Regions from separate parts of the Mus musculus genome. Here all the other regions are linked to region 1. A link is a loop called in an ENCODE intact Hi-C map of the cell type or tissue named here. Cell type or tissue: heart. All regions are shown on one strand. Region 1 holds the start of Gm52599 (a long non-coding RNA gene). Region 2 has its middle 34 kb from the start of Gm32496. Region 3 holds the start of Mrps28 (mitochondrial ribosomal protein S28). Region 4 overlaps Mrps28 (mitochondrial ribosomal protein S28). Region 5 holds the start of Hey1 (hairy/enhancer-of-split related with YRPW motif 1). Region 6 has its middle 20 kb from the start of Gm32561.

What was found. Peaks named below come from ENCODE experiments on the same cell type or tissue, not always from the same donor. Only the 100,000 strongest peaks of a DNase experiment are listed, where the experiment ranks them.
Region 2: it touches region 1 in a loop (2.0-fold over the local background); 3 of 42 quality-filtered maps call a loop at or near these places.
Region 3: it touches region 1 in a loop (2.2-fold over the local background); 9 of 42 quality-filtered maps call a loop at or near these places.
Region 4: a loop joins it to region 1, with 2.9 times the contacts of the local background. A loop is called at or near these places in 9 of 42 quality-filtered maps.
Region 5: it touches region 1 in a loop (6-fold over the local background); 15 of 42 quality-filtered maps call a loop at or near these places.
Region 6: it touches region 1 in a loop (2.7-fold over the local background); 5 of 42 quality-filtered maps call a loop at or near these places.

The regions. Positions count from the first base shown.
Region 1 is chr3:8,764,778-8,769,777 of GRCm38, forward strand. It overlaps Gm52599 (a long non-coding RNA gene), which reads left to right and starts at 1,863. Exons shown (of 3, transcript XR_003954434.1): 1 at 1,863-2,045; 2 at 2,135-3,550; 3 at 4,905-5,000. In heart, no CTCF peak of the experiment used is centred here; DNase peaks (open chromatin) are centred at 1,844, 2,174, 2,864 and 3,334; H3K4me3 peaks cover 2,109 bases; H3K27ac peaks cover 2,435 bases.
Region 2 is chr3:8,592,040-8,597,039 of GRCm38, forward strand. No RefSeq gene overlaps it. Among named protein-coding and RNA genes, the nearest start is that of Gm32496, 34 kb to the right of the region's middle. In heart, a CTCF peak has its summit at 2,852 (motif pointing right); DNase peaks (open chromatin) are centred at 2,212, 2,842 and 3,472; H3K4me3 peaks cover 578 bases.
Region 3 is chr3:8,920,890-8,925,889 of GRCm38, forward strand. Mrps28 (mitochondrial ribosomal protein S28) reads right to left here and starts at 2,968. Exons shown (of 3, transcript NM_025434.3): 1 at 2,698-2,968. The coding sequence starts at 2,907. Gm52601 (a long non-coding RNA gene) reads right to left here and starts at 2,683. Exons shown (of 2, transcript XR_003954436.1): 1 at 2,585-2,683; 2 at 1-1,494. In heart, CTCF peaks have their summits at 2,253 and 3,044; DNase peaks (open chromatin) are centred at 2,642 and 2,962; H3K4me3 peaks cover 1,732 bases; H3K27ac peaks cover 1,642 bases.
Region 4 is chr3:8,914,341-8,919,340 of GRCm38, forward strand. All of the region lies in intron 1 of Mrps28 (mitochondrial ribosomal protein S28), which reads right to left. It overlaps Gm52601 (a long non-coding RNA gene), which reads right to left. Exons shown (of 2, transcript XR_003954436.1): 2 at 2,577-5,000. Among named protein-coding and RNA genes, the nearest start is that of Gm52601, 6.7 kb to the right of the region's middle. In heart, a CTCF peak has its summit at 2,194; no DNase peak of the experiment used is centred here.
Region 5 is chr3:8,665,192-8,670,191 of GRCm38, forward strand. It overlaps Hey1 (hairy/enhancer-of-split related with YRPW motif 1), which reads right to left and starts at 1,847. Exons shown (of 5, transcript NM_010423.2): 1 at 1,591-1,847; 2 at 1,311-1,386; 3 at 1,081-1,164; 4 at 754-835. The coding sequence starts at 1,679. LOC115489673 reads right to left here and starts at 4,497. Exons shown (of 2, transcript XM_030252957.1): 1 at 2,033-4,497; 2 at 1,733-1,887. The coding sequence starts at 2,695. The coding sequence ends at 1,747. In heart, a CTCF peak has its summit at 2,845; DNase peaks (open chromatin) are centred at 2,010 and 2,870; H3K4me3 peaks cover 3,540 bases; H3K27ac peaks cover 3,221 bases; H3K27me3 peaks cover 489 bases.
Region 6 is chr3:8,710,907-8,715,906 of GRCm38, forward strand. No RefSeq gene overlaps it. Among named protein-coding and RNA genes, the nearest start is that of Gm32561, 20 kb to the left of the region's middle. In heart, no CTCF peak of the experiment used is centred here; a DNase peak (open chromatin) is centred at 2,005; H3K27ac peaks cover 385 bases.

The DNA.
Region 1 (5,000 bases):
TGTATAGTTTCAGCAGGAGGTGGCAGCAGTATCTCTGAGAGTTCAAGACAAGCCCAGGCTATAGAATTATCTTGGAAATCTGGGCTGCTCATCAAATTCTGTCTCAATTAAAGAAGAGGAGATGTGTGTGTATGCATGCTTTTTTTGACTTGCTCAGCCAAAAGCACCTGTGATTATTTTGAGAATTATTAATCACGTTCAGGAGAAAGAATCTTCATTAGTTGCATTTAGAATTTTGCCTGGTTAAAATTGTTTGCTGTTACATATTCAAATAACAAAAACCTCATGAATTGTGCTTTAAGAGAAAGCTAGTGTACCCCGAGAGGAAGCCTGCACACATCTTCTAATAATAAACCAAAAACCTGATAGTGCAAGGCCTCCAGAGCCTTCCTAATATGACAGCGCATCTGATGGGTAATGAAGCGACTCTGGGAGTGCTGACTCCCCAGAACATCCTCTTAGAAGAGAAAACAAGAACGAACATGAGCTGTGCGTGCTTTATCACCTCCTAGATGGTTTAATGGCAAGTCCCGGTTTCCTGAACTTATCTGTCGTTTCCCTACATTCATGATGTCCCCTGGTATTTATGAGCAAAACAGAAAAGTCAAGTGACTTAGCCAAGGTCAGTGACCAAGAGTAAAGTTAGTATTTATCTTTGGGCTCTTCTGTTTGTGAGTCAGCTTTCCAGGACTGTGATAAAACATCGGAGATGAACAACTTACAAAGAAGAGCGGTTTCTTTTGGCTCAGTGATGGGAATATTTCAGTTCCTGATGGACTCGTCCCGGTGTTTTTAAAGTGGTCATACTGAACCTCACAGTGGGCATACGTGCCACATCTTACACCTGAGACTCTCAGCAGGTTGCTGTCACTCATGTAATCCCTGAAGAACATGACCAGAGGGGAAGGAAACCACAGGCGGCTGTTGTCTGTTGCCAAGTACCTCTGTCGCCCCAGGAATCAAGTACCAAGTACCTCTGTTGCCCCAGGAATCAAGTACTAAGTACCTCTGTTGCCCCAGGAATCAAGTACCAAGTACCTCTGTTGCCCCAGGAATCAAGTACCAAGTACCTCTGTCATCCCAGGAATCAAGTACCAAGTACCTCTGTCGCCCCAGGACTCAGAAGAGATTAGGTTGGTTTGGTTTTTTGTTTGTTTGTTTGTTTGTATGTTTGTTTGTTTTCGGTACATAAAGCCTTGCCTACTTGTGAGCCCTTTCAGAACACAACTGTTGTTACTTATTTGGTTATAACGGAAAGTAAAGCACTGCCTATGAATGATGGATTTATGGAGCTTTTTTTTTTTTTTTAAAGAGTCACAAAGGTCACTGCAGAGGTATGTATGTGCACATTGTGAGCTGCACATACGGTTGTGGGTTGTGGTGTCAATGTGTAGCAGCCTGAGGCTGTGGGTGGGCACACAATAGGACCCTGTGGATTTGCTGTAAAGCATGCCCTGGCTGCCTGCTGAGTGCATCTCTCCCTGTAGGAGGGGTCTCATTGTTAGGAGCTTTGAGCAGAGTGAGCCAACTTGCTCCCTGCTAGTCTCCAGCAGGATCCTGACCAACTAACTAGCTTCCATCATCTATCCGTTGTTCAAATCTCTTGCTATTTTTGAAAGATCAACGCTTGGATGCGGGCAAGCAAGGAAAAAGGAATGACAGAAAGCTTCGTGCAACATTTCAGGGACTTTTTGGAAGGCCAAGTGCAATGTGAAACCTGTCCAACCAAGGGCAATCTCCCAGTCTGGAATTTTCCGAGCGTTAATATTTTTCTATCGTGAACTCAAATCCCATCGTGCCTCCCCAAACACACACTCTTCCCCGCATTGCCACAGGCACATCCGTTTACACAGAGGTTTACATAACGAAGCCAAAACAGACAAGGAAGCACAGGCCAGACGAACAGCCTGGAGAGGGTTAAGTTCAGCCAGTGGTATTGACACAGCGTTTTCTTTCCAGACCACAGAGCTGCGCGCTGATGCTATCTCTGTAATTCTTCGTGCAGCATTCTCAAAGCCCCTTTATTCAGATCCTCAATGCAGAAGGTAGGGTTGGGCCTGAAGAGGTGGTTAAGTCCCAGGCAGAGGTGGAAACATGACCCAGGACTCCTGACGCACAGCCTTTGTCCTTTCAGCTCTACCACGCCAGCCACCTTCCTGTCAGGTGTCTGGTAAGCAGGTTAACTGATCTGTCGATTAGGAGCCGCCAGCCTACGTGCAGCGACTGGGGAACGCAGCCCTTCCCGGTGTCTGCCTTGCCAGCGCTAACTGCAAACCAGTGACGCAAACTGTCTCACGGAGAACCTCATCAAGCACCTCGCCGAGAGTAGCCTAGGTCGGCTAAGAAGCCAAACTTAGGCTGCGACCCCGTAGTGCTCCTCAGAGCTCGCTGACGACAAGCCTCCCGGAATGCTTTCGGGCTGGTCCAGGAGCCAGCCAGGGGAGAGTCGGCTTTATTCATTAATTGAGACAGAAACGGCATATCCCTATGACATTAAACGCAAAATGTTGAGGTTGGGAAAGGGGAAGAGAAGGAAAAAGGAGGCGAGGAAAGAGGGAGAGAGGAGGCGGGGGGGAATAGGAGGAGGAGAACCAGGGAAAGGAGGCGGGGATGTCTGAGCCATTGGTTTTCAATAAGAGTTGCACAGACAAGGAAGGAGAAGAGAGGGGGACGGAGGAGGGAGAAAAGAGAGAGGGAAGAGCAGAAGGGGTGAGAGAGGAGTGGGAGGAGAAAGGAAAGGGAGGGTGTGTGGGGGAGGCCCTGAGTTATGATGCACATGAACTTGGCCAAGGCTCTTTCGCGGCCCCCCGCGGCGGGCTTTCCCACGCAGTCAAGGTGACCCGGTGATCTATGGGGCTGTGGTGGTCGTCGTTTCGAGGTGGGAGGGCTGCCCCCTCCGCAGGGGCCCCTGGGGCGCCGCCCGCGTGACTGTCACCGGTCACGCGGCAAGACTCAGGCAGGGACAATGAGAAAAGCCAGCGGGAGCCGCGGGGCTCCGCTGAGGCTGCCGCTGCTCTTTTGCAGGGCCGGGCCCCGCGGGCTCCCTTCCTCCCTCCTGGGACCCACTCCAGGAGCCTTGCCGCCTGTCTGGTGTAACTTGTCTGAAACCCAGGAGTCAAGACGAAGTCCTGAAGAAAGCACTTCAGACTGTTTCCAGGCCTCAAGAGATAGCTAAACTTATTAATGCTGTCTCCCTTTTATTGGATGTGTGCCTCAAAGAGCATTTTTCTCACCCTATTCAATTAGTTACAAGTCTCTTCCCTTACGTTTATGTAATCTGAGCTAGGACCACTTGGGACTAGTGGCCTGACTGCCTCTCCCTGAACAGGGACCAGAGCATTGCTGCCACTTGCCAGCTGACCCCAGGCCACTGCAGTCTAGCCTCATTCGCTTGCTTCTATCCTTCCCAGGGAGCTTCATTTCTAGAGAAAGTTTCCTTTTCCACGCAGTTTATGCGTCCCGAGGCCTGGGCCCACACTAACTTCTGTGTGAAAGTTGGTGTGCTGAGCTCAGGCCAAGGCCAAGCTCTGTTCTCGACAGACCCTCCAAGGTACATATTAATAACCACCTGCCTAGTTCTCATCATGTGCTTTATAATGTCTTCTTTAAACCCTCAACAGCCTGTTTTATGATGGTCAAAAAAGCTTGGGATAGGTGAGATGGCTCAGTGGGCAACAGTACTTGTCTCTAAGCCAGACTAAACTTTGATTTCCTGGATACACGTGGAGGACCCCATCAAGTTGTTCCCTGACCTGGGAGGAAACACAAAAGTCAGATGTGATCAATTTATTATTATTATTATTATTATTATTATTATTATTATTAGTTTTTCCAGGTAGTTTCTTTCTGTAACCCTGGTTTGTTTTCTCTCTCTCTCTTTCTCTCTCTCTCTCTCTCTCTCTCTCTCTCTCTCTCTCTCCCTCCCTCCCTCCCTCCCTCCCTGTACACCAGGCTTGCCTCAAAGTCAGAGACTCACCTGCTTCCTGAGTGCTGGGATTTTTAAATAAATAAATAAATAAATAAATAAATAAATAAATAAATAAATAAATAAATAAGCAAGCAAGCTCTGTGGAGGTTCTGGACTTCAAGAACTTACCCAAATCTCATTATTGTGAGTGGCAGGGTCTGTCTGCTGGAGACACGGGTACCTCTGTCAGTGTTGGAAAGATATAGTATATAAAATCACAAAGAACAGGGGTGTTTTCTTTTTGATTAGACCCTGGTTTCCAAACCTAGCAGGTAGAAACAATGGCCCTTCTCACCCACAGGCCCTGGCTTTGTTTTGTTTTTTTGTTTTTGTTTGTTTGTATTTAAACCTCTCTTTAGTCATCTCCCACAGCTGAGATTTCAGCCAGCAGGACAGTCAGTCAGTGCACCAATCCTGGGCCAGCCAGCAGGACAGTCAGTGCACCAGTCCTGGGCCAGCCAGCAGGACAGTCAGTGCACCAGTCCTGGGCCAGCCAGCAGGACAGTCAGTGCACCAGTCCTGGGCCAGCCAGCAGGACAGTCAGTGCACCAGTCCTGGGCCAGCCAGCAGGACAGTCAGTGCACCAGTCCTGGGCCAGCCAGCAGAACAGTCAGTGCACCAGTCCTGCTAGCCACGGTTCTGCATTCCTGCTATGTGTTTGCATAGGTCCTTTATCTAAGTGGACATGTGCACTGCTTGTCCTTTTGTGAGTGCCTTCTTCCACTTAGCATCGTGTCTTCATTCTCTATCCATTTTGTAACACTTATGGCGGCTACTTTTATTTAAGAGGCAGAATCATAATCCACCGTGCAATATTTCATTTTATTAATGGAGTGTTTATACTCCATTTGTCCACTAATAAACACTTCTGCATTCATGGGATATTCTTCTGAAGACAGTGGCTGGGAAATGATATGCCTATTCTGTGCCCATACAGAGGTTACTAGCCGTATCTGGCCCCTGTTCTTATGAGAGCATTCAGACATGCAGACTCGGGGGTGCAGAGGAAGGAAGAAGAACACCTGCACGCTGA
Region 2 (5,000 bases), 170 kb before region 1:
CCTCACTAGAGACGCTTCTTTTTTGTGGTAGGTGACAAACTGCCATAAATTTAACACAGAGACCCAGGCACAATCTCCAGAGAATAAGAGACTAGACTGGTCTTCCTTAAACTGTGATATCTAATTTTTAAGTGTATCTCTGAGTGTGTTGGTTTAAATACGTTTGGGCCCTGTGGATTCATGTGTTTGAATATTTGGCCCGTGGGAAGTGGCACTATTAGAAAGTGTAGCCTTGTTGAAGGACGTGTGTCACTGTGGGAGTGGACTTTTAGGTCTCCTGTGCTCAGGCTCTTCCCAGTGCAGATGATGACAGCCTCCTCCTGGCTGCCTTCCGATCAAGACGTAGAACTCTTGGTTCCTCAAGCACTATGTCTACCTGCATGCTGCCATGTTTCCCACCGTGATGATAATGGACTGAATCTCTAAGCCTATAAGATAGGCCCATTTAAAATTTTCTTTATAAAAGATGCCTTGGCCATGTTGTCTTTTCACAACAATAAACCCCTAAGTAGTGTGTGTGTGTGTGTGTGTGTGTGTGTGTGTGTGTGTGTGTGTGTGAATATGAATGGAAAAGAGTATTACCTGCTCTTGCATAAGATCCAAGTTTGGTTTGGTTTGGATTTTGTTTCAGTTTTCTTTGTATTTCTATGTTTTAATTGATTGGTTGGTTGGTTGGTTGGTTGGTTGGTTGGTTAATTGATTGTTTGATTGATTGATTGATCGATTGACTGATTGATTGATTATTGGGCTTTTGTTTGGTTTTTGAGAGACAGAGAAAGAACATGAAGTTCATAGGTAGTGAGGTGAGGAGGACCTGGGAGGAGCTGGAAGAGTGGAAAAAAATATGATCACAAAGTGTGAAAAGTATTTTTAAAGCCAATAAGTACCAAATAAGAAATCTCAAAGGATTAATAACTTGACTATCAGTCACTAAGCATGTGCATACTGTATTAGGGCAAAAGGAACAATAACCTGGTGATTTTATACCATAACCAATGACAGTAACTTCAAATGAACACATCTTGAAGAAAAAAGGGTTTGCTGAACTGAAGATTAAACCTTAGTCTCACGTGAGGCGCCGTAGCACGTAGTAAGTCTACATGCATAGTCGATTTGTCATTATCGTTGTTGTTGATGGTGATGGTGGTGGTGACAGTAGAGTCTCATTATGTTGCCCAAGCTGACCTTGAGCTCTCTTGTATTCCAAGCAGGCTTTAAACTGAGTTTCCCAAGTGGTACACCCTACACCACCAGGAGTAGGTTGAGTTAATTATTTTCATTCTCTAAGTGATACTAGAAATAATTTAAAAGACAAAGCTTTTAAAATGTATTTGTGCCAAGCATGGCAGTGCATAACTCAACCTTACTACTAGGGGGTGTGAGGGCAGGAGGATCAGGAGTTCTTAGTCAGCCTTGATGATGGAGCAAATTTGGGCTACGTGAGACTTCATCTCAAAAAATCATAAATATAATAATAAACAAAATATAATAGATAACTCAGAGGCTTTTCTTCTCCTGCTTCACAATTAAAGCCTTTCCAAGTATAGGCTAGATCTAAGCCAGTCAGTGGTGGTCTGTAGGGGACACAAACAAGGCTCTGAGGAGAAGTAACTTAAACAGAGCCCAGAATGAGTACGCCCTGGGAAGGGAGTACAGAATCTGTAGAACTTTACTGCAACCTTGTGAGCTCAGTAAGCAACCCTGAGACTGGCAGAAGCCCTCGTGGAAACCATGGGTGCACAGTTTCCCCAGTGCTCACACAGCCTGAGGGGGCTGGCCACCTTTGCCTTCTCTTCTCTGCTCTCCCAAACACTAAACCATAGCCACTCTCCTCCCTTCCATCCCTCTGCCATCAGCCATTCCCAAAAATATCTTTCTTTATCTCATTCTCGTTCTTTGTAACTCTTATTTTCACGTGTGTAGAAATGACTGTGTGCCACACCCTGTGCATAAGTGCATAGAAACCAGCCTTTAGCTTGGTTGGATACTGCGCTGTTCTCTTCTGAAAACAGAACTCTAGGAAGCAAACGTCACCACTTCCTTCTCTAACAGTGGCTGCCACTGACCCACAGATAGTGTTCTCTGCCCTTCAGCACCTCTGGCAGGATGCAGACATCATCCCACGCTTCTCCCTCCAACGCTGCTGACCAGCAGTGGTCATAGCTTTCCATCACCAGGTCCTTCCCAGCTGTACATCTGTGCGTGCAGTTTTCCTGGATTGAGGACCCTCCTCCAGCACGTGTACTGATTCCAATGCCCTCCTTTGGGAACCTGGGAACACCACTCCGTCCCCTGAACGTCTCAGAATGGGCAGCTCTCTTCTCTTCCCATCACCCTTTGCTCATCACTGCCCACGGCTACCACATCGACACTGAAATCACTAACCTATCCCATGAACTTTACTGAGGGGTGTTAAGTGCCAAATGTTTAGATAGTTACTGGAAACACAGAAGGAACTACATGGAAATGAGCTTTGTCTCCGCCCACTTCACTCCCTGCACATCTAATCTATGAGGGTAAATTTACAGTAAACAATGAGACTGAATATGAATGTTTGTATTCAACAAGTGACGAAAGTCAGAACCTGTTAGGAAAATGGAGAAACAGCAACTGACAAACGTTCAGAGAATTTCCTCTGAAGCGACAGCAGAGCGCCGCGCACACAGTAGGAACTCGCTGGGTTTCCTTAACCGTTGGACAGAGCTAAAGATGAGTAGACATGAGGAACGCACGAAGGTGTACAATATCACTGCGGGGAGAGGATAGCACTGGGAAGACTTTACAAAGGAGATAGGGAGACTGGCCCATCTCACTTCCCTTTCAGGACAAAAATGTGAGATCCCTCTGAGCCACCAGGGGGCAGTGTTTAATCACAAGTGATGAGAACTCCCTGGACCAAGGCTGCACTGAATGTTTGCAGACAGTACCTTTAGGAAATAGTATATAACATAATATAATATATATATAATATAAGCAAAGTGTTATTCACTCCCTCCACATCGGTAATAAACACAACCCTCAAAGATGATAAAATGATAGTGGGATTAAAATCTATGAAGGCGGGATGCACTCATATTCAGAGTTCTGCAATTAGCCTTATCTGCCAGACTGAATCCTTACTTCCTGGTCATTTATCATCTCTGTCACTTGGCTATAGGTCCTAGCAGGTATTCATAATAGGTGCAAAGGAATTTTCCGGTTCCTCTTCGGTATTTGTGCTGTTTGAGCACTTCCAAATGCTGCTTCCTTCCTGTTGAATAGCTTTATTTAGCTTCATCTTAGGTTATTCAAACAGATGAGAGGCAATTACCTTTTTTTTTTTTTTTTTTTTTGGCTTGGTAGTGAGGAAAGCAGAGCTGCTTGCTGCTGGCTAGCAGAATGGAAAGAGTCCTCGCTGCTTGCTGCTAGAAGGAGGGAGCAAGCCCTGGCACAGTGCCATTTCTTTGCAAAACTCAGTGACCAGGTGCTTTCCAGAGTGTGTCATTCAAGACACCTAAGGATGTGATTCCTGTCAGAACTAGAGGCCCTGATTGGAGCAAAGAGGGCGTCCCACAGCTTCAGATAATCTTGCAGGAGGAACCAGACACTGTTTCAGGAAGTAAAATGCCATAAAAGTTGGAAGGAAATGACCCAGGCTTTGCTTCCTGGTTATTCAATCAACAGCTATTCACTAAACATCGTGCGTAAAATGTGCAGGAACAGCGATGGAAACACACTTCCTTGTCCTGAGAAACTAGAATTGGATTCTTTTTACAAATATGAGCAGTAGTATAAGAGAGACTAACAGTAAGAGTTCGCTGAATCACCAGGTCACCAAGTGCCCAGTGGAGATGAGATATGAGAGTGTAGATGACAGGGATGAGGTGCAGAGCTTGGCACCACACACCTGCAAGCCCAGACGCAGGGCACTGAGGCAGGAGCTTGGTTTCCTGACCAGCCTGGGACACAGGGTAAGACTGTCTCTTCTTTAAAAAAAATTTAAAAAGTATTAATTTCCTCAGCTACTAGTAATGGGCCACTTATGTTAAAAGACAGAGATATGAATAAGCCATAAGGCCTGGCAGACCATTGAATAAATCATTTATTTGTAATGCTGTGTGTGTGAGAGAGCGAGTGTGTGTTTTACTACATTGAAGATGACTAGATAATTAAAGATAGAAGATGGGCAATTAGAGTTCTCTAGAGGAACAGAACCCAGAGCCTTGCTGATGAAGGGGATTTCCTAGACCATCTTGCAAAGACTACCCACAATGGCTGTTTGAGCCTGAGAACCTCTAGTTGCTCAGACCTCGGAGCTGAATGACATCTTTAATCTGGTGCTAACACCCAAACAGTTCTTAGAAAATCACTGGTCTTCAGCTGGGTTCCGATGGCAGCCAAGGGTGGTGGCTGCTGCATCAAGGGAGATCCCAGGGAGGCACAAGACAGCCAAGAGAACAAGAGGGCACTGCTCCCCACAGACCTGTCTGTACCTGGGAGTCTGCCAGAAGATGGTGCCCACTGCCCTTATTGAATTCTCCCGGAAAGTAACCTTGCATGCCCATCCAAAGGAGTCTCTTAGCTGAATCCAGAACCTGCTAAGCTGACAAACAAGATTAACCAAAATTCATTCCTAGATCATACATACATACATACACACACACACACACACACACACACACGCGCGCGCGCGCGCGCGCGCGTAAGGAAGATAGACATACATGTAAGGAAGATAGACAGTCTCTAATGTGAGTGTAGTAATGATAGAAATGATAATGGAGGCGCTAACATAAGTGTCCTGATCTGATAGGGAGATGCTCAATGAAAGATGCTAGACATGAGCTGGCAGTGCCTCAGGGGATAAAGTCAGTCACTGGCAAACCTGAGTTTGATCTTCAGAACATACATGGTGAAGCAAAGAGAGAACTCACTTCACAAAATTGTCCTCTGATTTTTACACACTCACAAACGTAATAAAATTAATAATAATAGCAACAAAAATATTTTTCAAAAGAAAAGTA
Region 3 (5,000 bases), 160 kb after region 1:
AGGGAGAGTACTCTGGTTTACCTGACGGTCCTAACTAATCCCAACAGAACTCAAGATAAAAAAGGAGCAGATGCAAGGTCATCATGAGGTACTGAGTAAGAAGACAGTTGTCACTGGCAGCTTTGAAGATGGGAGAGGCGGCTCCTGAGCCAAAGAGCACCGAGTCCCCACAACAGGGCCACAGGAGGAAAGTTACCCCCAAAGCATAAGGAACTGAAGCTTCTCAGCATCCTACTGCTGAGGGAAGAACTAGGAATTCCTACTGTGCTAACCTGTGAGCCAATGCGGAAATCATATTGTGGCAGTAGCTCGGGAAATGGGAACCCATCAAGATCCAGCTATGCCGCTCTTAGGCATATACATTACATAAGGGCACTTGCTCAGCCATGTTCATTGCTACTCATGATAGCCAGAAATCGGCAGCAACCTAGACATCCCTCAGCACAAGACTAGATAAAGAAAATGTGGTATATTTACACAATAGAGCACGTCTCAGCTTAAGAAAAAAAAAAAAAACCCTCCAGGTAAATGGATGGAACTAGAAAAATCATCTTGGTGAGGCGTCCCAGAGCCAGAGAGAGAAATTTGGTATATATTCACTGATATGGGAGTCGATGATAACCTAGCAACAATCTGCAGAACACAGATGTTAGGTAGGCTAGGTATAGATTAAGGGACTAGAGGGGACAGACAGATCTACCCAGGAAAGGGAATAGAAGAAACAGCCATAGATTGAAGGATGTGGAACAGACCCTAATACAGCAGAAGCTTTCTAAAACATACACATATATGAAAAGGTGACCTAATTGAAGTTGACAAATAATGAGGGAGACAAGAGTCCCATGTGGCCATCTCTTGTCACAAAATGAAGCTTCCAGTCACAGGATTGTGTTACATCTGACTGAGCTGCTAGCCAAAGGGATCCACGAGAAGCCTCAAGCAACTGAAGCTGTTGCCAAAACTGTAGGCTGCTCTCCACAAACTGACAGCAAGGCCCACTGCTGAAGACAACACCTACTTATTGAACATGGAGAACACTGAACGTGGCCGGTGCCTAAATAAAGTCTTCACCCTTATGTTTTAAAGTTAGTCTACAGGCTTCTAAAAGAGAAATATAAACACCAACCCAGCCACAAACCCTTTGATCTAAAATGGTGTCCTGTCTGCAAGATATGCTGGTATTACAAAGCTTGTGGAGTAACCAACCAATATCTGGTTTGACTTATGAAACCCATTCCGAACACTGCTTGAGGGACCTCGGGTAAATCCAAATACTACTGTTCTTAAAAAAGAAAAACAATGTACCAATAAAATTATTCTTAATACGATTCTGTATGCTCATAGATCAGTGTCTTGCTCAGTCATCATCAGAGAAGCTTCCTCCTGCAGCAGTTGGGAACTCATACAGACGCCCTCAGCCAGACAGTATTCAGAGGTGGAACATCCTGTCCTAACAGGGATGTCTCCATCATATCCCTCCACTCAGTGTGAGCCCTAAAGAAGAGGAGATGGGAATGGTATAAGAGCCAAAAGGTTGTGGAAGACACCAAGAGAACAAGGCTCTCTAAATCAACATGAACAAAGCTGGCAGAGACTGGAAAGCACTCACAGGGCTTGCACCAGGCCTACCCCAGGTCCTCTAAAGTGTGTCGCGGCTTCCAGCTTCTATGGGACTCCTGAGTGTGTGCACAAGTGCCTGTATTTCCTCCACCTCTCTTGAGCTCTTTAAATTCTATTTGTTTTGTCCAATTCTAATATGTTAAGTTTTTGTTATCTTTTTATATTTTCATTTTCTTATTTTAAAAGAACTCCTAGTGCCCTATAAGTAAAAATTTGTGTTTTAAGCCACTACATGTGGCAAAAATCTCAAAACTATGTCCTGGGGTCCTTCCCATCACTAGATCAAAGAAAAGTTTTGGCACTCAAAACTAAGATGACCCTACAATCCTGAGAAATAGCTACATGTGTACTGTTCAGCAATACCCACTAGAGAACAAAAACTGGAAATTCAGATTTTTCTTATATAACCCAACCTCATGTATACCCGAGTCTCAGAATTTTTAAAAATCCCAGCCTTTTGTATTTGCACTACTTCATGTATCTAAATTATTTTACAATGTTTTACACAAAGGGGGAAAAAACTATATTTTTAAAATAAAAGGTCACTTGCAATAAAGGAAAGTGAAACACTGACAGTTTAAATCATACGCCCAGTTCACAATAGCTTTAAGTGTCAATTCAATTAAGATGCTTGTGACAGGCCTCGAGCCGCCTTGTGGCAAGGCTAAGACCTGGAGTCGTTTTCCTCCAAGTCTGACGGGTCGCCCCACAAACCCGATGGATACCTGGCCCAGAATGTGTCACAAAGGTATGCAGAGAGAACCCACAGGAGCGTAAAAGCCATGGAAAAGGAAGAAAATATTAATCACACGCTCTGCTGCAGGTCAAGGGTAGAAAGCTACCCCCGCCGCTCCAGTCGCTCCTCTCCTCATCCCTAAGTCACCGGCATAGCCCATGACAAGAAGGACAGAATTCACCCCCAACCCACGCTGGCCCCTCCCTGGAGTCGCCGCCTGAGCCCCACCCCAACACCGACGGGCTCCCGCCCCACCACGCCGGCTCCTCCCAGCGTCCCGGGCTTAGCCCCTCCCCACGCTCGGCCCGGCGTGCGGACGTGGCGCCGCGAGGCCTGCTTACCAGTCGGAGCTCCGCCTTCCGCTGCAAGTCCGAGTGTCGCTCCAGAGCGCTCGCGAAGCCGCCTGAACGCGCCCGAGGAGCGGAGGAGTCGTGGGTTGCGCTCTCGGAACCACTCTCCGTGCTTGCATTTCGCAAAGGCTTGGAGAAGACAAGCGCTCTCAAGAAACGGCTCCCAGCAGTCCCGGCGTGGGACCTACACAGCGCCGCCATGACGCCTGCGCGACCTCTGACCTCTTCTGCACGCTTGCAGGTCAGGGGGCGGGCCGAGGAGAGCCCCGCCTACCGCCTTAATCCCAGGCGAGCCTACTAGTCCGGTAGTTTAAAGCTTGCCTCCCGCGGACGCCAGAGAGCGCATGCCTCCTGAGGGACGGGGTGACGCTACAGCTGCTGTACTACACGGTCTTCAGAGGTCTCCTTCGTTATCCTGTTAGAGTTGGAAGCCCTATGCTCACCAGCACCTCCTGTGCCTTCGTTACTCAGCACTTTCGAATGCGTCATGCTTTAGATTTGAAATAATTCTTAGTGTTCACCCTCCAGTTTTGTAAACTCCAGGAAGGAAGGAGAGATTGCCTTTGCAAATGGGCACAAAGTTGTTCCTAAAACTGATGGTAGGTCTGTCCTTGGCCACTTCTGTTGCCAGTCACATGCATTACAAAACCCAACAGAAGTTTTATCCTAGCTAGCTACCATCATTTCCTGTGAATTAAGCTTCAGAAATATGCTCAGGCGTAGCACTTCCACGCTCCCATACCCAAACACTTGATATTGTTTGTTTCTCCCCAGTGTAAATCCCCAGAATTTGTCCATCCACTTAAGAATCGAACCTAGTTGCAAAAGTGTTTGCCTTTTAAGTGGACCACTAGTCTAATCAATGTAATGTTAACCTACAGATTACTAAATCCAAGGGCGGGTGTCAGTTTTCTATGTCATTTGTACATAAATATCTTTTTTCCCCTTATCGAGGTCTCATGTAACCCATACTGGCCTTGAGCTCACTGCGTAGTTGAGGGTGACCCTCATCATCTGACCCTCCTGCTTCTCCCTGAATGATGGGACTTTACAAGTACTGTCACTACCAGGGCCAGGACAGAACCTCTTTTATGTCTTTGACTCTTAGTGTAAGTCTTCCTCAATGCTGCAGGTCTATTTTGACCTTAGAATGATGCATAGTTTTGTGGATAACTTACCACTCCGCATTACTAGTCACTGTAGGGAGTATCTCACAAATTCAGTAGGAGCCTGAAAAGTAGATTCCGCTTCAAGTGAGATCTCATTCTGCATACGCTCATTTCTGCTGACACTTAAGTGGATTCTTGTCGAAAATGTCAATCTCTATGGCTACTACCACTTTCAGTTCCTTTCGGAAACAGTGTAGCAAATTGTAGAGCTCCCTTTAAGAGCCCTCAGCAGTCTCAAGTAAGGAACTTTCATCCTGGGCAATCCAGTATCCCCGTGCAGATTTGGTTTTTCTGCTTGGGAAAGCAAGCTGCTCAGCAGTGCCAAGTTTAAAGAACTGCTTTGCAAACTTAAACTGTATCACTTCCAGTGCTTGTCTGGCATGGCAAGGCCCTAGGTTCAATCTTCAGGATAAACCCTCCATCTGGATGAACAGAACAAATGAAGTCCCATCTTTAAATCCAACAGACATGTTATATTCGTGTTGCCTAAGCTAGTGAATAACCCTGAAAGCCAGGCAGCGCCATGGGGAGGGGCTCTTAGTCTTCCTAGTGATATATGTACGCTCAGTGGACTCGTCTTGAAGCTCCCAACTTAAGAAGTATCAAATGAAATTAGAAAAGTGAGGATTCACAGGGCAGTGGTGATATACAACTTGAATTCTATCCCTCAAGAGGAAGAGGCAGAGGAATGTCTCGGAGTTTGAAGCCAGCCTGGTCTACAGAGCATCTTCAAGGCCAGCCAGGGCTATACAGCAAAATCCTGTCTCAAAATTACTTAAGAGAAGAAGAGGAGAGAGGAAGGAGGAGGGAGGAAGGAGAGAGTGGAGATTCATAGCAAACCATTTTAATTGGAATTTCTTTATACAGTGGATTGTGCTCATCTGAGAAGCCATAGGTTGTCAATAAAAAGCCTAACACCAGGTTTGGGACACCTCCCCTCAAGCTGATGGTCAGGGTTTTCCTGGAGACACCTGGCACAATACAGACAACTGTCCCTGCACTTGTTTGCATATCAGGACAGGGCAGTAAAACTCTGCTGAAGACACTATACATTCTGGTCACAGACTATGAAGAAACCAAGTTGGCCCACAAAACTTGGTTGGTACTCTCAGTGTACTAGGACAT
Region 4 (5,000 bases), 150 kb after region 1:
TCAAAAAGAAGGCAAAACCCACACTGACTCAGTCCCCAAAGCCTATAAATCAGGTTCTGCTCAAATCTGATTAGTTTCTTTTATTTCCTGTTACTTAACGCTAATTTTTTAAAAAGTGAGAAGGCTATAATCACAGCCTGAAAACAATATGAACAAAAAATGAAATTTTAATGTAACACTTAGAAGGAAAAAAACCCAAAGACATTAAAAGAAGGTAGCAATTATTTCTGAGCAAAACATGGGTGCTAATAAAGACCTACAATCAGAGAAACTAAGTCCAAGCTGAAAGTCGAAATGGAGCTAAATGGGTCAGATCATATGATTACCCTTCAAATATAGCACATGCTAACTAGCTTTCCTTTGTGAAAATGGACTACTTTTAACCAAATTTTAAGTATTGATAAAAGCTTACTCCCGGGGCTGTAGAGATGGCTCAGTGGTTAAGAGTGCTGACTGCTCTTCCTAAGGTCCTGAGTTCAAATCCCAGCAACCACATAGTGGCTCGCAACCATCCGTAATGAGATCTGACGCCCACTTCTGGAGTGTCTGGAGACAGCTACAGTATACTTACAGATAATAAATAAATCTAAAAAACAATAAAGTGCAGGTGGTGGTAGCACATGATTTAAAAAAAAGAAAAGCTTGCTCCCTTGTGAAGTCTATCTACTTCAATTTACTATTTCATTGCCTTTTGACAATTTTCACTGTAGAAATGAATGTTTCAGAAAAAAATTATTATTAACTCTTAGTAACTATTTCAGAATTCTACAATGTAAAGAAAAGGGGATGGCATAAAATCAGAACTATATTTTAACATTCCTTTACAAACTTAATAATTTCTAAGATATCAATGATTTGTCATGTGTTCAATAGGAAACTGGGAAGAAAAAAACTGGAAGGGTAAGAATGAAGCACATAGCTGGGCAGTGGTGGCACATGCCTTTAATCCCAGCATTCCGGAGGCAGAGGCAGGTGGATTTCTGAGTTCGAGGCCAGCCTAATCTACAAAGTGAGTTCCAGGACAGCCAGGGCTACACAGAGAAACCATGTCTCAAAAAACCAGAACTAACTAACTAAATAAATAAATAAATAGAATGAAGCACATGATTTTATTACATTTATATAAAACATATAAAATAAGATCATTTCTTCTTTTATATTGAAACAAATCCTTTGGTATTCATAAAAAACTCAATGACTAATTTAAATCTTTTATCATGGACTGGAGAGATTGCACAGTGGTTAAGAGCGCTTGTAGAGGACCCAGGTTCCATTCCCAGCATCCACACCATATACACACAAACATGCAGGCAAGACACTTGTGTATATTAAACAAACTTCTGTTGTTTTGGTTGGATTGGTTGGTGTTGTTTGGTTGGTTGTTTGGTTTGGTTGGTTGGTGTGGTTTGGTTTGGTTGGTTGGTTGTTTGGTTTGGTTGGTTGGTGTGGTTTGGTTTGGTTGGTTGGTGTGGTTTGGTTTGGTTGGTTGGTGTGGTTTGGTTTGTTTGGTTGGTGTGGTTTGGTTTGGTTGGTTGGTGTGGTTTGGTTTGGTTGGTTGGTGTGGTTTGGTTTGGTTGGTTGGTGTGGTTTGGTTTGGTTGGTTGGTGTGGTTTGGTTTGGTTGGTTGGTGTGGTTTGGTTTGGTTGGTTGGTGTGGTTTGGTTTGGTTGGTTGGTGTGGTTTGGTGTTGTTTGGTTGGTGTGGTTTGGTTTGGTTGGTTGGTGTGGTTTGGTTTGGTTGGTTGGTCTTTTGAAACTGGGTCTCTCTTCAGACTCCTGGCTATGCTGGAACTCTCTATGCAGACCATGCTGGCCTTGAACTCACAAAGAGTGCTGGGATTAAAGGCTTATGCCACCACACATAGCTAAGTAATTTTAAATTAAAAAGAAAAAAGGAAGGCAGGGAAGGATAGAGGGAGAGAGAAATTTTAACAAGAAAGTAAAAATACTTAAAATTTGTATGAAATCCATCTTAGATATTTTGAAAATTTGTAAAACTACCAAGTGTCCTATAGTGTCAGTATTCTCAATACTCTAAAGCAGAGGGTGGTCTACTGTGCAAACCACTCTCTGACCGTGCTGAAGAGGGAGGGACAGGACGCCCTCTAGTGTAAGGAAGCAGCAGTACTAGCCACAGAACACCAAAAAAAAAAAAAAAAAAAACCATTCTTTGCTCAACACTGCCATCTGTGGGCAGTTAACATGGGTTATAAACTTAACCGTCCCCAATGCTATAAAGTCATAGTGTCTAAGTTGACATAAGAGAGATTTAGAATTCAGGAGGGAAAGACTGGGATGTCACTCAGATACAACAATTTATCACTGGCAAGGTCAGGCTGTGATGCCCTACCCCACAAAGGAAAAAGAGACAGAAAAATACATGTACAGAACTATCTTCAGCAGATGTCTACCCGTTCCTCATATAGCAGAATGAGCTCTGTTGACCACAATAATGAATAGTATTTGGCCCTTATGCTCAATAACTGAAAAAATAGCAGCATCAAAGCTGGGAAAAGATGTGGCCACATGAACACACAAGTAACCATAGAACCCACAGGTCCTTTAGATCCAAGTTTGCTTTATATAGTAACACCCACAAAATTAGGACAAAAAAATTATGTGGATCAATTCTGACTTCTTAGCATATATGAAAATCCAACAGGGAAACCCATTATTTTTAAGACTAATGTAATATATGCTAAAAAAAAAAAGTTAGTGTGTATCACTTGAAATTTCATTACTACATATACATATTTTCAAATCCAAAAATAGGCATCTGAGTTGCTATTTTTTGCATAATTACTCAACCATCAAACTAAGTTTTATTACAATTTAAGTCAACATATATTCTTACACACATGTATGGATTCATGCAATAATCCTAACCTTGCTTTTTCCAAGAGTTGTAACTACAAAGACAAAATGGGCTCAGAAATGACTTCATGAAACTACAGAATGGTCAGCGTACTATAAGACAGTGGTGAAGCAAAGCCCAGACCGTTCAAAGGTGTTTCATACAGTTGGTAGGCTCACTAAGGGTAGACGAGTGAGTCCCTCAGTGAATCATGGGAAACCCATCTCAGGGGAAAGAGCTTCATTTAGGAAACAGCAATGTTCATCTTCAGAGGAAATCAAGCATAAACCATCTTACTAATGAACTCTTACCTAAACCCCAATATGCATGCTAGAAGTGTAATTTTTGTGACTACAAGTATATCTTATAGCTTATTTATCAAGTAAAATATACAAACATCAGCAACTTTGACTTAATATCAGGGATGAGGAATATCAATCCCAGTTCCCAATTCCTGAAGGTTGGTTTAGTCACCTGACATCAAGAAACTAGAGTTCAGCAGCAGGCACTTGCACAGGCATGTGTTAGGCCCTGAGTTCCACCCCCAGCAATGCAGACCAGTAAGAGCAAATACACACATGATGAAAACGGGGTGAGGTGGTAAGAAGACGGACGTCACAGCACAGTCCCTGGGAGGTCATCTGGACAGGCACAGTAGACCTGTCAGAGGTGAGCTGTGTGAGGCTTTCTCCCAGTGGACACCCTCTACATTTGCTTTCATAAGCACAAAGTTACAAACGCCCACCGTAGCATTATCAACCTGAGCATTTGCAAGGCAGGCCTTTTCTATTTAAGTAAGTTATAAATATATATATAACCATAATATAAAATATTAGCAGAATTGTTAATACTGTGTATACAGTGAACATATGAGGCAATAAGGAAAGACTCAAAATTACACTTAGGTAAATATAGCAATTTTCAGTAGTAACAACTAAACTACGTTATGTTTACTGGCAAGGGCTACTTTCAAGTGCTTTAAATAATGAATTGTTTAACCCTGCAATAGTCTCATGGCTCAGCTTTCTTTTATAATAAAAGGAAAAGGAGAAAACAGATATGTAGTAGTTTTTCAAAAAATACAGCTAGAAAGATGGCTCAGTAGTTAAGAACACTGGGTTCAATTCCTAGCACCCACAAAGCGGCACACAATCATCTACACTCCAGTCCAGAGAATCATCTGCTCTCCTGAGCATGCAAACGTGCAAACATGCACATGAAAACTTTTTAAAATTTTAAATATACCTAGTAAACAAAACAAAACCAAGAATTTAGGCCAAGACTTTGTGAATCCAAGAAGTATAGTGTTTTGCAGGGATGTAACTGCAAACTGTATCTATCTACAACACAAGCCAACTGTGTTTTTAATGATATATATGTTGTGGTTTATATATATATATATATATGTATAATTATATGTATTATATTATGTATTATATATATATATATAATCCTTGGGAATGATACCTTCCTGTGCTTTTTAAGTCAATGTTACTTTTATACTTTGTAAATAAACTTTTTTAAAAGTCCTGATCACACAGTACTTCTTCATCTTCTAATTTCAGGGTATTTTTCAATTAATTAAACCCAACTCTAAAAAGTGATGTGAGATTTTGCTCACAAACTAAATCCCTAGCAATCCCTAACAACTGCTTCTGTGCCTCACCACAAATGTTAAGAAAGGAACGCAGCAAAACTTCCAGCAAATACTAAACTTAAAGCTCGCGGGGTATTTTGAGCTTCCTAGCTATTCTAACATCATTTCTGCTCAATTACTATGATGGACAAGCACATTTAACTAAGAGCCCAACCTATCCTATGTGTGTAACGGCTTGTGAGTTGTCACAAGCAGTAACAACTCAAGTCCCTGTGTGACTGTGTACTACTTATCCGTACATCCACTTGGTAAACCTGATACTTAGTCTCCATTGTCAGCCCAACTAGACAGTAGAATCATGGAAGAGACACATCTCCTGTATGTGAGGGTGTTTCCAGACGCAAAGGAGAAAGCTCACCCTGAATGTGGGCGGCACTACCCCACAGGTCCATTCAGAAAAATGGAAAATGAGAAGGAGAGCTGCGAATATCACTCATCTCCCTCTGCTTTCTGGCTCCAGGCACATGTAACCAGCTGCTTCCGGTTCCTGA
Region 5 (5,000 bases), 100 kb before region 1:
ATTTTGAAGCTGACCAAAATCTTTGCATTAATCAACAGTATATGTTTGCTAATGCAAGTTCAAAGCCCAATTAGAAGCTGCTGAGCAGAAATTGGAATTATACCCTACCAGCAGATGAAACTATGTTCCCTCCTTTAATGTTTTCCCTCAACAACAACAAAAAATACATCAAGGACAGAGAAACCACAGAGCAGTGAAATTCATTAGACACACAGATGTAAGTTATCATCGTGGAGCTTTTAGGCACTTGGTCCTTGGTGAAGAATCTGGTGGCTGGAGACAGACACGGGCTTCAGTCTCTCACCCCGTTAGATTTTTTTTTCCTCTCTATTTAGCCCCAACATGTCTCTTTCCTCCAAATTCTTTTGGCAGTTCGTTTTCTAAATCTGTATATAAAATTCCGACTATCTAGTTGTTCTTTTTAATAAGCCATTTCCCAATCCTTTCTTAAATAGCAACAGACAAACATGAGTGACTTGACCTAAATCAGGGCTGTCACAACCGGAGGAGCTCCGGGAGACAGGCGCTTGCTGAAAGGTGCATTAGCTCAGTTGAAAGAGGATTGGGGTGATGTATTCACTGCTCAAGAACCCATGTGCTGTTGAAGGTGCACTTGGCTGGCAAGCACATACTGCTCTCCCCACCCCACAAAGCAAAGCAGGCAGGGACTGCACCAATCCCAGACTGCGCTTGCTACCACCCCCACCCCCCACGCCGAGCACGCAAAGCCCCAGCTGAACTGGAGAGGAATACCTTTCCCTCCTGCAGTGTGCAGCATTTTCAGGTGATCCACAGTCATCTGCAAGATCTCAGCTTTTTCTAGCTTAGCAGATCCCTAAAAAGAAGACAAAAGGCTTATCTGACACAAGTGCCTTTGGAGAACTTAAAATATGCACACAAATATACATACATGTAAAATACAAACGTAAAAAAAAAAGCAAAAGTCACGTATATCCACAAAATCTGTGGGAATTTGTGTAAGAACATCCAACGACTTGGCACAAATGAGGTTAGAAGCACGGAGGGGAGGGAATCAGAAGGTGCCGATGGCTACACTCAGCGCTCTCATACTTCCATTACCTGCTTCTCAAAGGCACTGGGTACCAGCCTTCTCAGCTCAGACAAACTGTTATTGATTCGGTCTCGTCGGCGCTTCTCGATGATCTATGGGAAGCAGACAAAAACAAAGGAGGGCATTTACGTTATGACTGTACATTCCAACGAGAAGAAATGTGGTTCTTTCCGTTAGTTAATTAATTAATATAACAATGTGCATATATATTTAAATTATTGGGGGGGGGGGTACTCACGCCTCTCCGTCTTTTCCTGGCCAAAACCTGGGACGATGTCGTTGGGGACATGGAACACAGCGCCGAACTCAAGTTTCTGTAAGATGGGAAGCAATTGCCTTGAGAAAGGAAAGGAGAGCCCTCCTACACCAGATTTCTTTGGCAACTTGAGCTGGAGGGCTCGGGGACGATTGCTCCCAGCCAGCAGCTGCCGGCCCACGACTCCCGGCAAAGGGAACCCAGCATCAGCGCACCCCATCCTCTCCTCCCGCTCCGGATCGGTCGGACGCCGCCAACTCACCCATTCTCGTCCGCGCTCTCCTTTTCCACCTCGATGGTCTCGTCCAGCTCACTATCTGAGGAGCTGTAGTCTGGGTGAGCTCTCTTCATGGTGGCGGAGCGTGGGCTCCGAGGAGGGTCGCGCGGCGGGCAAGGAGGAGTTAACTGCAGTGGCCGCTCAGCGCTCGGCTGCGGGAGGTGCGTGCACACTGATCCCACTCACGCTCAGTCTCCGGTTAAAACTCAACCATCCCTTTCCCACGCTGCGCCCCTTCCCATGGATAGGGGGAGGGCGGGGAAGGCGGAGAGGTTGGGGCAGGGGCGGGGCCACGGCTCCCGGGTAACCGCGTGCCCCGGCCAATTGGCGCCTCGCTGCGCAGATTGGCAGCCGCATGGGGGCGGGACGAGCGGAGGCCGAGGCTGGCTGCTCCCCGCCCCCGGAGCCCGCCCCTGCCCGGCGGCAGTGCGTCGGCTCCGCAGGAGTTCGGCTGGGGGCCGCGGGCGGCGGTGGGCCGGCGGCGGGCAGAAATGGGGGGCCGGCCCGGGACACCAGCCCGGCGATAGCCACCGCCCCGCCCAGCCCCACCCCGCGCGCCCGGATTGGCCTGGCCGTGTGCCAGGGCCGCGCCTGCAGCGCCGCCGGTGAGCCGCACGCGCCGCGGGCCGTGGGAAAGTGCCGGCGCCCCGGCCGCCAGCCAATCCGGACGGACGGCGACGGCGGCGGCGACGGTGGCGGCGGCGGCGGCGGCTGCTCTGGGCGGCTGCTCTGGGCGGCTGCATGAATGGAGAAGAATAGCCAGGCGGGGGAGCCGGGCTGCACGAGGGCGCGCCTGCCGGGCTCCTGGTGTGAACCTGTAATCGGAGTCCGGGCGCCGGCGGGCCCCGGAAGCCACCGCCCGCGTCCCGTTCTCTGCACTGCTGCCGGTGCCCCGCGGCTGGAGGCGGGCGTAGTTGGCGGGTCCTACAGGAACAGTCGCCTGGGGCGCCGCTCCTTTGGATGGTGGCCACCAGCTCTGGGAGCAGAGCCTGAGAGACTCAAGGGATGCTGCTTTTTGGGTTCTAGGAGCCTCTAAAGCTAATCCTGCAAGGCTTCTCAGCTTTGGGACGAAATGCATGCCCCTATGCATGTCATTTCCGGGGAAGTAGAGCGCTTGTTTTCTGGGTTAGCTTGAGGGAGGAGTAGCTATCCCCCGAGACATTCATTATGTTGGGATTTTTGCTGTTGTTTTGTTTTGTTTTTGTCCTCCCTTCCCCCTAGTGTTGGCGGCCAGATCCTCTTAGCAGGCGACAGGGTGGCGGCCTGGGTGTTTGCTTCTGAGGCTGTGCGATCATCTGTGCGAGGATGCACGTTTCTGGCCCGCATCGCGCGCGCGCGGACACACACACACACCCGTTGGTCTCAGTTGGGAGGGGCGTTTGGGGTGCTATATGAAGTTCTGCACACCGCTCTCCCCTCTCCCCCACCAAGAAGGGCGACTTTAAAAAAATAGTTTAAATCTTATGGATTGTTTCCCTAGTTCAGCGTTCACAGAAGTAGACAACCTGGAGAAAGCCCAGTCTTTATCCTGCCCCACTCTTGGAGCCTGCAATCCCGTCTATGAAGCAAAACTTCATAACCGTTGAGAAGAATAAAAGAAACTCAACACCTTTGCAAGCAATTCTGTTTCTAGACATGATGGGTTCCATAAATGCAGACTAAACCGAGTTCCCAGGTCCAGTTCTCCATCCACACACTTTAGACCACATCCTGGGTCCTTTTAAAGTTCTCATTGCACTTCACCCTACTGTTCAGAGCCTCAGCCCTCACAGCTCCTCTGAAAAGGTGAGGTCCCTCCATCTTGGCTTTGTTTTTTCCTAGTGCACATATCCCACCACACAGCTTAGGAGTGGTCAAGCCAAGGCTCACTGCCTGCTTCCCTCTCCATGTTCACAGCTCGCTTCGCTCCTGTCACAAGCTGGAAGCTCACCTCCAGACCCCTCTCTTCATCCATCTTCTCCATCTTCAGAGCCTCATATCACCTGCCTCCCTTGACGCCATCCCATGTTTCCCCCTAAAGTGACGGAGCACCCTGCACCTGAACCAGCATGACCTCTACTGCATAGCTTTTAAGTTTTCTGGGTCAGTGGCACCTACAGTAAGGTCTTGTTTGCTTTAGCCAATGTTGGCCGTTGTGCAGAGAAAGAAACTAGCAGCAGATTGGCTGGTAAAAAGAAACGGTTTACATTGAGGGTGCTTGGTTTTAGATACCAATATTCCTCAAATTTACTGTGGAAAATGAGGCTATCCTGGTGGGCATGTGGTACTGTGTGCCTCTAATCATAGAACTTGCAAAGTAGAGGCAAAATTTCATGAGTTCCAGTCCAGTCTATGCACATAGGTTCTCCTGAATTGTATGTATAGCAAGACCTTGTACAAAACAAATGCTAGAACTCTGGGACCCAACACTTGTTTAGCACTAAAAAAAGAATACCAATGCTTATCTGTCTGTCCATCTCTTTCTGACCGTCTACCCAGTACTTCCAAAGTGTCTTCTGCATGCCTGGCACAATGCCGGCACCTGAGAGATAAAGGTGACAAGAGGTGATAAGCTCCACACTGTCTCTGAACTCACAGCCTCGGGAGACAACACACAATAAGCTGATACATAAGTGGGGTAGCTATAGAAGTCCGCGGGAGACAATACACAATAAGCTGATACACAAATGGGGTAGCCATAGGTGTCCCGAAGCCTAGTGGCACCTTCTGATAAGGAGAAGGGAGAGAATGGGAACACTTTTATGAGGTCTGGGGACGTTTTCAGAGCTGACCCTGAGTGTTAGATGGAGATGTAATCGGAGGCCAGGAAGGAAGGGGTGGTGACGGCTTCCCTTGGGTAGTGGGGTCTGAGAGGCTGACGGCATCAGGCTCTTTTCCCACGGGCTGCCAGCTAAAGGCAATTTTTTTTCTAGGAGACTTGGGGCTTCTTGTAAAGTGAATAGGGGTGCCCCAGGCCTGGCCTTTAAGGGAAAGGCCTTTGTAGGCTGAAGTCCCTACTCGGGGCTCTGCAAGAGACCCTTGCTCTGCACAGTGATATCAGCGCAGGAGATCTCACCGACTGCTGCTGGAGTTGACATCAGAAGGCAGAGGCGTCATCTGCAGCTCAGAAAGAGGAAAGGGCTGCTCCAGTCAGCTTGGATTCACTGTGAAGCAAAACGGCTTTGGGACAGCCTACCTCAGCTCTCAAGACGCTGAGTCAGTCACATCTCAAATGTGAGGCCAGCCTGATCAAACAGAGTTCCAGGCCAGTGCTATCCCTGTCTCCAAAACAGTTTTGTGTTAGAATAACTCATGGTGGGACAGGCCTGTAATCCCAGTCCTGAGACAGGAGGAGTGAATGTTTCAGGACAACTCAAGCTACATAAATCCTGTCTTGAAATGCAAAAAAATAACCA
Region 6 (5,000 bases), 54 kb before region 1:
CCAAGTAGGTCCCATATTCTGGAACTTTCCCTGAACCCAATCTCTCGCTCTGTAAGATAATGATAACTCTCCTACTGTCAGAAAGGCTTATGGGACCCAAAAGAGCAACTAGAAACCTGCTCATAGACAACAGTAAATCACACAAAACATGCTAGTTATAATTAATTGAGTCATCATAATTGGATAAAATACAAAAACTATGGATATCACAAATACACTTAAAAACTTAAGAATGTGTATAAAACTAAAGAAAATGTTTATTTCACAGAAAATAACTACTGTGCTTCTTTTTCTGGTTTTGACTGGTTTCCTTAAAAAGAATTTTTTTGAATTTTTCCCTCATTTTATGTATATTTGTTTGTTTTTTAAAAACAAATCTCATACAGCCCAGGCTGGTTTCAACATGTATCTGAAACCAGCCTTGAACTCATGATCTGCCTGCCTCAGAGCTCCCACATGCTGGAATGGCAGGCCTATACCACACTGCCCAGTTGGGACCTTGATGTAGGCATGAAATACTCCATGGAGAATCTATGACCACTAGAGGCTCCAACCACAGACTCTTTGAGTAATGAAGAGGAAAACTAGGTCAATAGAAGCTCAAATATGTAGATGCCCAATAATATATGGAAGTTCAAACAGGAGATGAGCTGTGTCTTCCTTCTGCAAGGGACCTCACACTGCAGGAGCCAGTGTAGGTGGATCAGATGGACAGCTGCGTTGCCTCCTGATGTCATAGCTTATTGGTGTTGATGGACAGAGTCCACAAGGCTTTCCCTGGCTCTCTGGCAAGCAGAAAACACATTTCTGTTTCCATCATCTTTTTTGCTTCTTGTAAAGGAAGAGCAGCATTGTTTATGATTGTGAGGAACAGCCTGAGGCGCCAGTGCATTTCATAAGGAAGAGCGGTGGCTTCTGGAAGTGACACGCATGTGGGAACCCTGCTGTGAAACACCTTACCTGAAAATGGAGGGAAGTCGAAGAGTCTATAAACTGGATAACGCACTCACTTGTTACCTCAAGCAGATCCAGACATCGCAAAGAGAGCATGCACTGGTTAGAGCACCCGCTCTAACCACCCGCTGGTTAGTAAATTTGGAAGAAGCCACCATTCTGCAAGCTTTGGCTTTGTACTGCTGCATCACAAGCTTCCAATACATGTATGTCACAAGGCTTAGTAGAATTTCTTGTTAATTTGTAAGTCAAGAGGAAAATGTAGAGCTGGGAGCGTAGCTCAGTTTTTAGAGCTCCTGCGTAGCACACACAAAGCCCAGGGCTGGTTCCCAGAACTGAATCAACCCAGCAAGGTGGTCCATACTTATAATCCCAGCCCTTGGAAGGTGGAGGCTGGAAGAACAGAAGTTCAAGGTCACCCTTGACTACATAGCAAGGTCAAGATAGGAGAGTCTAATACAGAAAAGGAAAAGAAAAATTGTGCTTACACTTTTGGAGGAGTAAGATTTTATTTCCTCATAGTAAAATTAGCAGCTAAAAATCAATAAGTTAATATAAATATTTGTTCCATAAATATTGAATAAGCATTTGCTGTGTGTGTGTGTGCCCGATGCTATGCTTAGGAGTAAGTACAGGCTGACAGTGAAACCGTATGGTCACTGTCCGCAGCATTGCATTCTGGGTGTGAAGTGTCGTAGTTTCCCACTGCTTGGCCTAAAGCAGGAGAGTCCGGCACACACTCTCCATATGTCTGAGGCAGCCTTCAGAGTTGAGTCCCAGAGTCACCCTGCCCCGAGTCCTGATTGTGTGTCCTCCCACCCACGTGCTGGCTAACTGCTAAGCAGCAGCTCCTGGTGGTATTTAGAGGTCAGACTGATAAGGCTGCAGAGACTTAGGCACTCTGTTGGTCTGAGCTCTTGGGTAAGATATTTTATCTCCCTGTTAATCTGCAAAATAGGCTTCTATTACCCATCTCACAGGGCTATTGTAATGGCCAACTAAATGAACAGAGCCTGGGAACACAAGTGCTCAGTGAGTGCCAGCAATTGTCATTCCAAGTTGACCTCATCTCCGTCCTGGCTCTACACACAGCCTGGGGGTTTGGCAGGGTGACTTTCCTGTCCTATGTCAGCCACAGTCTCTCTTGCCTGCCACTCTCCCCATGTTCCAACCCAATGAAGGAACCTCGGGTTCCCTGGGCCAGGGGAACCTTCCTATTTCTCCACTACATACTTCAAGCTCACTTTCTCTAGAGAGCCCTCACGGTCCTAAGTGTCGCCGTGTCCTGCTCCCTGTCTCCTTAGGACTGAAGAGGACTGAATTCTCTGATTCAACATCCTCTCAAAAGGCTTACTCTCTTCTTTCCCACCAGAGCTTGACTGCCATGCAGCCATTGGTCAGGTCTCATCTGCATGCTAGATGGACAGACAGATGAGTGGAGGACAGACAGTGGTGGGATACAGGGGACAGAATGGGGCAGCACTTGAAACGATCTACTTGTGATATTCAATTCAGTGACAGCAGTGAATGGCACAGAACCCATTGGCCGTTACCTTCTCCTGACTCTATTGGACTGAAGATATAAGGGACACAGAAGCCGAACAAAAAGCTAGGGACAACTCACTTTTCATATGCTGTCACACACACACACACACACACACACACACACACACCCGAGCTCTAACTACACCAAGCATCTCCCAGGAGTCTCAGCATGGTGCCTGTAGCTGCATTTCTCTAGATGGAAGCTATACATATGTTACTGAGATTTCCAAGTTCAGAAACTCCATTAGATGCCCTTAGTAGCATAGTCTACCTCATGGTAGAAATTATAATGATTTTTCTTTTCTCTTCTCTTCTCTTCTCTTCTCTTTTTTCTTTTCTTTTCCTCTGTTTTCCTGTCACAGGGTCTCTTTCTGTAGCCCTGGATGTCCTGGAACTTGCTATGTAGTGAATGAAAGGAAATGAGGGCTCCAAGGCACGGCTGAGGGGAGGTTTTTTTGTTTGTTTGTTTTACTGTAGTTATGAGGGTGAGAACAGCCAGAGACATCTGGAACTGTCCAGACTGAACCAGGCCATGCCAGGAGAGAGGGAGGGTTAGAACAAGAGAGGAAGAGAAAAGAAAGAAGCAAGAGAGAGGGGGAAAAGCAGAGCAAGAGAGCAGCCATGGACCAAGAGGCCAAGAGAGCGCACATGGTTGAAATGGTAGGGATAGAGAAAGAGAAGAGAGGAAAGAGAAGCTGAGGAAGCAGAGGGAAGGGAAGGGAAGCCCTGATCCACAGATATTGAGTGAGCCTTGTCCTGGGTTGAACTCACAGAGATCTGCCTGCCTCTGTCTCCCAAGTTCTGGGATCAAAGGTGTGCATTGTATCTTGATATTGTAGGCACTTACCAAAAATGCATTCTTGGAGCATGGGAGATGACAAAGCAGGTCCGAGTGCAGGCTGTTCTTGCAGAGAACTGAGTTCAGTTTCCAGTACCCACATCAGGCAGCTTACAACCTAGGTTCAGGTGGTCAGACACCTTCTTCTGGCATCCTTGGGCACCTACCTACATGTGGTACATACACAAATATTCAGGCATATTATATAAGTAAGTAAGCAAGCAAGCAAATCTTTATAAAAAGCAAAACCAAAATGCATGCTTTCTTTCAGACTCTTCAACATTGAGCATGTTGAAGGTGGTTTTTGGTTTTCACTCTCTGGCAAAGCACCAGCTCCTCCCAGGGAAACAGGCCATCGAAGCGTGTGAGTGGGTAGGCCTAGGAAATAAACCAGCCTGGCCTTCAGCAACGGCTTCTCTTTGCACCTAATCTTAGTTAATGAACATCACCTGTATACCCCTAAACTCCTTTGGAACAAGAGCTCAATTAGAACTACCCCACACCGGTTGTTTCGAGACTACTTGAGACAAACTAGATGTGCCGACTCCAGCATTCCAGCAGCTCAGGAGTTCAAGGTCCTCCACACGTGTATGGTGTATTTGAGGCCACCTTGGGATCCTGCCTCCAAACAAGCAAGCAGAGTGCTGCTGAGTACGTAAAGCTCTGTTGTGTGGGTTTTGCATTGATCATCCCTACAATCTAATAAAATCATAACTGAATGAGAAAAAGAAATAAAAAGAAAAGGATATGCCTGCTCCTAGGTATAGTGGAGGAGAAAGTTTGTCATAGATAAGTGGGAGAGCATAGCCAGAGGCAGACCCATCTGGGAGAGTCCAGAGTGGGCATGACCCTGAACCATGTGTAGAGGGTGGCGGGGGTGGGGGGGAGAGGAGAGCCAAGTACAGCAGCCATCAGAGCAAAAGAAGGGACAGCGAGAGCAGGTAACCAACCTGTATGGATTAATGGGGAAGATCCTCTGGGAGAAGAGCAGGGCAGCTGCCCTAGGCTGGGAAGTTCAAGGTAAAGGTGGGGCCGGTGTGCCATCCTTACCTGTAACAGGTGTGGACTGAGGGATGCTGGGCAAGTCTGGAGGCCAGGTCTGCTTTGATATGTTAAATAGGTACCTCAGCTGCTGGGGAGGGGCCTTAAACTTAATAATAACATTCTCAACTTTGCTGCTTTGGGAAATCAACTTACTCATTAGACTTGAGTTCTCTTTTATTTATTTTATTTATTTATTTTTTGAGACAGGGTTTCTCTGTATAGCTTGGCTGTCCTGGAACTCAGAAATCCACCTGCCTCTGCCTCCCAAGTGCTGGGATTAAAGGCTTGTGCCACCACCACCCGGCAGACTTGGGTTCTCTTAAGGCAAAGAAGCAGTTTGCACCTGAGCCTTGGCTGCAGAGAGTAGAATGGGTTCTGACTTCTATCGTCTTTTAGTTCTTCCAAAACGCTCCCAAAATGCAACATCCTCTAAGAGCCTTCCTTGTGCCAGCACAGGAGGGCTGGTGCTGTCCTAAGCTGGGCACTTTTCTATCCATGGATCTAGATTGTGTACAGTCACGGATCTCTGTTCAGTGGCTTCATCAAGTGTAACTGAGCTGAAAGCTCTTAAGATTCTTGTGCTTCTTCTCTTTCTTATGAGTAGTATCCTTGAGCACCG